Linked DNA regions of Homo sapiens: region 2 is linked to region 1. A link is a loop called in an ENCODE intact Hi-C map of the cell type or tissue named here. Cell type or tissue: mammary epithelial cell. All regions are shown on one strand.

Evidence for each region. Peaks named below come from ENCODE experiments on the same cell type or tissue, not always from the same donor. Only the 100,000 strongest peaks of a DNase experiment are listed, where the experiment ranks them.
Region 2: it touches region 1 in a loop (7-fold over the local background); 1 of 110 quality-filtered maps calls a loop at or near these places.

The regions. Positions count from the first base shown.
Region 1 is chr12:88,297,642-88,301,641 of GRCh38, forward strand. No RefSeq gene overlaps it. Among named protein-coding and RNA genes, the nearest start is that of TMTC3, 160 kb to the left of the region's middle. In mammary epithelial cell, no CTCF peak of the experiment used is centred here; DNase peaks (open chromatin) are centred at 1,200 and 2,190; H3K27ac peaks cover 2,354 bases.
Region 2 is chr12:88,418,897-88,422,896 of GRCh38, forward strand. LOC124902978 (a long non-coding RNA gene) reads right to left here and starts at 383. Exons shown (of 2, transcript XR_007063396.1): 1 at 154-383. RefSeq lists a silencer at 303-503. In mammary epithelial cell, no CTCF peak of the experiment used is centred here; a DNase peak (open chromatin) is centred at 1,725.

The DNA.
Region 1 (4,000 bases):
TCTTTTTGACTTTTACATATCCAAATGGGATATTTTGAGTTGGCCTTCCAGTGTCTGTTCATTTTCTTTTTCTATGTTTATTTCTCAGCTATACCACCCATCCCATACAGCTTTCATTTTGGGTATCCATATCAGAGTATAGATGCTCCTTGACTTATGTTGCGGTTATGTCCTGATAAACTCATTGCAAGTTGAAAATATATAAGATGAAAATGCATCGAATACACCTAACCTAGCAAACATCATAATTTAGCCTACCCTACCTTAAATGTGTTCAGAACACTTATATTGGCCTACATTTGGGCAAAATCATATAACATCAAGCCTATTTTCTAATAAAGTGTTGAATATCTCCTGTAATTTATTGAATAGTTCACTGAAAGTGAAAAACAGAATGGTTGTATAAGTATTGGAAGTCTAGTTTCTCCTGAATGTGTATTGCTTTTGAACCACCATAAAGTAAAAAAAAAAAAAATCATTTAATTCAGGGACTGTCTGTAGTTCATTAAGAAGGTTAATGTATCTAAATACAGTCTATCCAGGCTTATCTTCATGGGACTTGGTTATCTTTGTTTTTCATATGAAGAGGTATAATTGGCCAGTTTCCTGTAAAGCTGAAAAAGCCCAGTATCTCTTGAAATAAAATACTTTGCTTTTGTACAGTGTAAGTTGATTAAATTGTTGCCTTTTTTCCCTATGTATCTTTCTTATAAACTTGCTTTGTTAAAAATGTTAATTTTTTCACATTTTCCTTGTATTTTTCATTTTGAGTTTCTTTTACAAGGCTTCTCTTTATTGACAGTATATTTACTTAACTCTTTTTGTTGATCAGCACAAGTCATTTTGGGAAGCTGCCCATTATAGAGGGCAGCTAAGCACACTCTTCAAATTAATACAAAAATCTGTGGCCAAGTGAATATTTGATGTAAATGTGAAATTCTTCATGCTTGCCAATGAAAATCTGTCTTTTTAATCAAACTACTTTTCTTCTTGGTTAATAGAATCATAATAGTAAACTCCTTTCATTTTTTTTCTCAGTCTCCTCGATTTGAATGTTGTTACCTTATTATTCTTTATCTCATGATTTTCTTTTGTTTCTTAAATGTCAGAATATACCTGTAATTCCAGTTCCCTGGTGTGGCTGGCAGCCTCTAACAGAACTCTCAATGATTTCTGTTTCCTGGAGTTCCCCTCCTTTTGAGTGTGGGTTGAATTTAGTGACTCACTTCTAATGAATAGAATGTGGCAGAAGTAAGTGATGAGATGTCACTTACAAGATTAGGATAAAAAGACATTGTGGCTTCTGTCCTGGCACCCTCTTGCTCTCTCACTTGCTCACTCTAAGAAAAGCCAACTAGCATGGAGATTTTTTTCATAGCTTCCCTAAGAAGATAATCATTTAACAAGGGACAGGCGAGGCTTCTAGCCAACAGCCAGTAAAGAGCTGAGGTCATCAGTTCAATACCCCATGAGAAACTGAATCCTATCAACAACCATGTGAGGGAGCTAGGAAATATTTCCCCTCTCAGCTGAGCCTTCAAATGCGACCATAGTGTCAGTTGACACCATCGCTACAACCTCATGTAAGCGTACTTGCATTCCTGATCCACAGAGTGAGATAATAAATGGAATGAGATAATAAATGTGTGAGTTTTTTGAGACAATTCTGAAATAAAATATTATGAATCAATAGATAACTAAAACACTTTGCCACATATATTTTCTGATATTCATGTATAAGGGAAGTTTTACAAGTATATTACTATGATCATTTCACCTTACAAATGGGAAAGATTTGAAAATTACAAGATGTTGGAATGTAAGTTCAGAAGATACCATTTTGAGTAAAAGATATAGATATGATTGTGCATTGTCCAGCAAGTAATTGCTGAAAATTTCTAATTCCTAATGAAAACATTGAACCAACAAGATGTAGACTTCCTGCACCTAATGAGCTAAATATGGAAATGCATGAGTCAATGGGAAATCAGCTCTCACTTCTTATGAAGTAACCCTGAGAAATGTGAAGCAAAGAAAATATGATGGCTGTTTCTATCAACACGAGCTTAAAGAGGGTGGAAAGAACTCTAATACTGAAACCTAGTCATAGGTCAAGGCTGCAGAATTCGCCCCATTTCCATTTTGCTGATTCATATCAGTCAGATATGACTATGCCACTTGATTTTGTCATAGAGCAAACCCAACAGTGGTTAAGCCACGTTCCAAGAATAATTTAACACTATCTCCTTCTACCCCCACAAACACATGCACTGACCACGTGGTCATCCCCCTGCAGTAATATGTACTGGAGCAATGACTCAGCTCACAGTTCTACCCTATAGCTATGTTTGTGCCACTACCACCTCCTGCCTCAAAGAAACTCTTGCCAGGGTGATTTACCAAGGATAAAGATGTCTAATTTAAGTTGGACCAACCCAATTCTCTTTCTTGGAAATTTGAAACTAGAAGAGAGCCACATGGAGAATGAAGGTAATTGAAGCTAGGATAGCTAATATTGATACTTCAGAGAACATCCAAGAGCTTCTTTCTGATGCCAAAGACCCAGAACAGCCTTTGTCCCTAGCCTTTGTCAAAGTAGAATGATGGCTCCAAGCCTTTCACTTCTTAGTAATGTGTTGTCTTAGTAATCTAATCTTAGTAAGTGTTATCTTAGTAATCTAATCAATGTAACTTTCTTACATTAGAGTAATTTTTGGTTGTTTAACAGGTAGGCCAGACCTACTATTATTTATCCCCTACGTCCGTATCAAATAGGCTTCTGCTTGAAGATCTTGGCTGACACAAGACTCTAATTTAGTTTTCCCACACAGATAAGGTAATAAAATAAAGACAAATGAATTGATTTTATTGTTAAATGAGTCATGAATTTTGATGAGCTTGGATCTTGACAACAAGTATAGAATTTAAGATGTGGAAAAATATTCTTGGAAGGCAAGGTCATCAGATCCGGAGTCCATTCTAAATCCCAGTGGAACTCTGTGACTGCTTAATGCATAAGACACAGTTGGGTTCAGATCTTTATAATGTTCCACACTGACTTCCTGACTGTCTCAAGTAGCTATTTCACGGTCTCTTAAGAGGTAACCTGTATCACCAATTTTTTATTAAACCTGTGGATTTTGCATCAGAAAAGTTATTCTGATTAATTTGGGGCCATTTAGAAGAGCAAAACAGTATTTTAGTAAAATGTTACCTTCAACAAGTATGTTATTGTAATTTAGTCATTGGGAAGATTAATTCGTCTTCTTTAGAAAATATTGCAGCCTAACACAATGATTAAAAGCATGAGATTTAGTAATTTCAAACCTTAACTCTCCCAGAGTTTGGCTGCTCCTTCATTTTAGAGGGATTAGTTCAGGTCATCCTGGCAGGTTCCCATATCAGTGTTGTGCTCTTAGGTTCATAGTTTTGTTTTATGGATAAATATTTACTTATGTCTGTTTGGCTAACTTTGCTTTGTGGCTGAGCAGTTGTTTCTTACTAGTTGTGAAACTAGATTGGGTTAAATTAAAATGACATGGCCATTTCATTTCTCCTTCCACTTTTGCCATTATGTGGGAGGGGAAACAACTCCAGGCATTTATTCAACAAATATTTATTCAGCCTTTACTATGTACCAGAAACTGGGGATAAAGTTGTTAACAAAAACATTATGGTTCCTGACCTCACCGAGCTGATGGTCTAAGAAATCCAAAATGGTGACCCACATTACTCCTGAAACTCATTCAAATTGCAAAAGATCCTATCTCCAAGTAAAGAATTTTTAGGAGTATTCCTTACTTTCTTCCCAAACAGCATCTTACTCTTAATTAGGGAAGCTATATGCCAAAGCTGAGCCCCTTCCTTTTATTTTGAGGAAGTATTATTGTAATTGGTAAATATGTTTCAGATTCTTTAGTAAGGGATTTTGGTGATTTACTAATTTACTTATGAATGAAGATTCCTTTATTATTTTCTGTTGCTCTTATTATTTTGTTTA
Region 2 (4,000 bases), 120 kb after region 1:
ATTTCCTAAACTCACTAAATTAACATTAAAAGCAACCAGAGTGGAAAAAACAAATAAACAAATCCGATTCTCACTGTTTCTAGACCAAGTCCCTAATATCTGTTAACCGGAAGTATTGAGGTAATTTAGTGGTCTCTCCACTTTTACACTTACCAGTACACACCTCTTCTCAGTCGAGTCTCAAAATAGCAGCCTGAATTATCTATACCTCTAAAAATGAAATGAAATCAAGACATGCCTCTGCTCAAAATCCTTCAGTGTTTCTTCTGCTCAGTCAGGATAAAGGACAAATTTCTGACAATGGCTTCACGGCCTTCCTTTGCTCTCACCCGATTCCTTCTTCATCCCCATCTTCTAGTCTCTTCTGCTACTCCAATCACACTGGCTTCCTTCTCTTCACAGAAACATCAGGCACACTTCTGACTCAGCCGTTAGTTACTTCCCTTGCTCAACTGCTATCTTCTCGGTGAAGGCCCTGTAATCATGCTATTTAAAATGTCAAAACCCCCATTGACCGAATGCCCCTCCCCAACACTCTGTCCCCCTTCCCTGCTTCATTTTCTCCAGAGCATTCCATAGTAAATATCACATACTGTACATTTGACTTGTTTATTTGTTATTTGTTTTCTTCCTGTTGTGTTGTCCCAGATCCCTGACTAGAACGCAGCTCTGTGAGGGGAGAAGATTTTGTCTATTTATTTATTTATTTTAATGCTGTATGTACAGTGCCTGTTACATATTAATTCTTCAATAACTATTTGTAAAATGAATAAACTTTCCACCTGCCTAGTCAGGTGGAACAATTTATAGTTGTAAAACTACAATATTACTTGGTTCTAAATAACTTAAGCAGAGAAATAATTTATTGAAATGAGATTGGAAGGCCAAACAACCAGACTCAGAAAACCCCTGAGGCTAAAAAACTTCTCAGGAATTAAAGGAGCTGGGCAGCAGGACACCTAGGCATGGTCTGGGGGCATCCTCACCCTGGATCATCCTCATTCATCTTCAGCTAAGGACATGCCCAGGGTTTCTGCACTTTATCCTCATCACCATGAGCAATTTCTAAGTGAAAGTATGCATCTTTGCATACTTCCTCTAGAGCTGGTGTGTCTGTGCCAGGCCTAGGTCATGTGCCAACAATCCAGCCATTAATGGCCAGGAGAGATAATATGTAACCCTTGTCAACTGCCAAGGGGAAGGCTGAGTTTCGCTCCCCACCAAAATGTGAATAATGAGGGATTCTTTGACATATGAACAGATTTAGATCATGAACAGCCAAAAAACAAAACACATACAAAAATGCACCTAATTTTAATCTATAATTATACATAAAAAGTGCCTTTTATTTGCTTTATTTTGTTTTTCTAGTTATTGATTTTAAATTTTCCTAGTGATACAAAATAGGTATATTAGCTCATTTAATGACTTTGGCTAGAGAAAATTAACACTAAGCCATACCAAGGTAATAAAAATTTTAGCCAGACCTCGATTTTTCCCTTGACACAGCCTATAATTTGTGGTCTATCAGTATTTACTCATTAGAAGAAGAAATGAGTGAATTGAGGGCCTTCAATGACCTATCTGATCTCTTCAGAGTAAACTTTTATGCAAAGGCTAAGAAGATATCTTTTGTATTCACTGAATTTGCATAATAAAATGAACTGCATCAATGGAAAGCAGATGCTCATCTGACTAAATCATTACTCATCCTATTCCCCACAGGGAAACAGTCATGCATAGTATTGAACTAGAGTTCAGATTTATTGCACAACTACTTTTATTTGGTATGGGAGTGTTCCAAAGATGAAAGCAACAAGCCCTCCCATCCTACAAGTCCTTTTTCAATATGACTTCTCTATTGATCTCATCAGACTCACTGAATCTGAGTTGGCCCTGGTGACTTGCCTTAACTCATAGAATGTTGTAGAGGGGACATATGTAACTCTCAGGCCTAGTCCTTAAGATGCTGTGCAGTTCCTCATCTTGACCTCTCTCAGAAGCCAGCTACCATGTAAGGAAGCCTGGGTTATGCACCTGGGGAAGTAACATGGGAAGAAAGGCCCTGGAGGATGAGAGGCACCACACACAGCAGTCAGCATCAACTGCCATACAATGTGAGTGGGGCCATCTTGGTGTTCCATCCTCATTTGAGCCACCAGTGGAATTTAGTCACATGATCAGCTCAGTTGATACCTTGGGGAGTAGAGGAACCAACTCTCTGACCCAGCCCATGTGCAAAATCATAACAAATAATAAATTGTAGTCTCAAGCCAATATGTTTTGGAATGGTTGGTTATACAATAAATAGCTCAAATATTTAGAATATAAAACTTTTGTGAATTTAATGACATTAAACTTTTTTTGAAAAACCATTAGGAAATAACTACTTTCCTTTGGGCTAAGGAAGAATGCAGTAGGTAAAAACTGGCTCCAGTTGAGCTATACTTATCAACACATCCCAAGCCATTTCTATCCTAGTTCCAACATCCTGGGCAGGAGTGATATCATCTACTTCCCCCAAGGTCCACAGTAACTTATCTGACCAGTAGATCCTTCTCTAATGTCTGAAGGTGTCTTTTAGCTTCTATGATGAATCAATGCTCTAACAAAAAAGGCAGACAGGACTGCTCTCTGATGATGTAGATGTTTTGACTGCTTTTAAGAGATACTGATTCCTTTTTTCTCAGCCTGCATTCTTCCCTCTCCTTCCACTCCTTAACTCTACAATGGAATCTTTTAGTTATGTATACAGTGAGAATTTTAGTCTAATTTGATGGCATATGCATGGCAACAGTAGGATGGTGGAGAAGAGATTTGGGCACAAATGATTCTACCATGTTGGAAGTACTTTTTTTTTAAACATTATACTTTATAGCAAATTTCACAACAGCCCCAAATTTCAGAACTATTCCAGGTAGCCATTTCAATGAAGTTTGGATATCAGACATTTAATTTAGATTCAGTCAATATTATAATAAAATAATAATGCTTAGTTATTAATTTTTATTTTTTTTAATTTATTTTGAATTACTTAAAATATTTAGTCTCTGATGTTTTGCTATATTTCTTTTTGTTTGTTTTTATTGTGATCAAAACACTTAACATGAGATCTATCTTCTTCACTATATTTCTTAAAGCAAGTTTTATATCCATTGTTTCCAGAAAGTTTCTGGTGCAGCTACACTTTCAGATATTTTTTAAAGCACCCAATAGTTATGTTAAAGAGATAAACTTAAGTAACATTATACATTTCAGTGAGGCCATTTTTTAGAAATTGAACTATGATCTTCATAGTGAGTTTTTGCTTATGTACCTAGATGACGCTAATATCAATTAAGAAACAAATTGTTATTGCACATCTACAAGGCACCAGTTCTAGGAAAGGCAATTTGAAAAATATGTTAGAAATATTAGATGTGGTTCCTCCCATAAAAGAGTTAACATTCCATTCAAAGTAGAAAAGCCTTAAACAAGATATGATGACTGTTAAGAATAAGAAAGTGCCTGGGTTCAGGCTCCACTCTACCACTTTAGGCAAGTACTACTCAGTGCCTCAGTTTCCTCCTCTGTAAAATGAGGTAATACTATTACTTATACCATAGATAATCCATGTAAAGTGCTTAGGGACATAATAAATATTCATTCATGTAAACCTTTATTGCTGTCAGATACTCTCCTGCCACTGAGAAGTGTATGTCTCCTTGGTCATGTTGTTTTGGCTCAGTATTCTACATCTCACTGTCCACATCTGTGAAAAGGCATGTTTCTAATTATATTCTTCGGTGCAGAAATTCAATTTTATATATCACTTTTAGAAAAAAACAAAGAATTACATACTAAAATGGGAAAATTTGTTGGCATGACTTGTGATCCTTATTATTACAATAATTAACATTTTTAAATCATGTAAATATAAATATGCTTATTTTAAAAATAATTTTGTTTTCTACCTTTAAAATAAAATGTTATTCAAAAACCTTAAAAACTGAAGGGATTG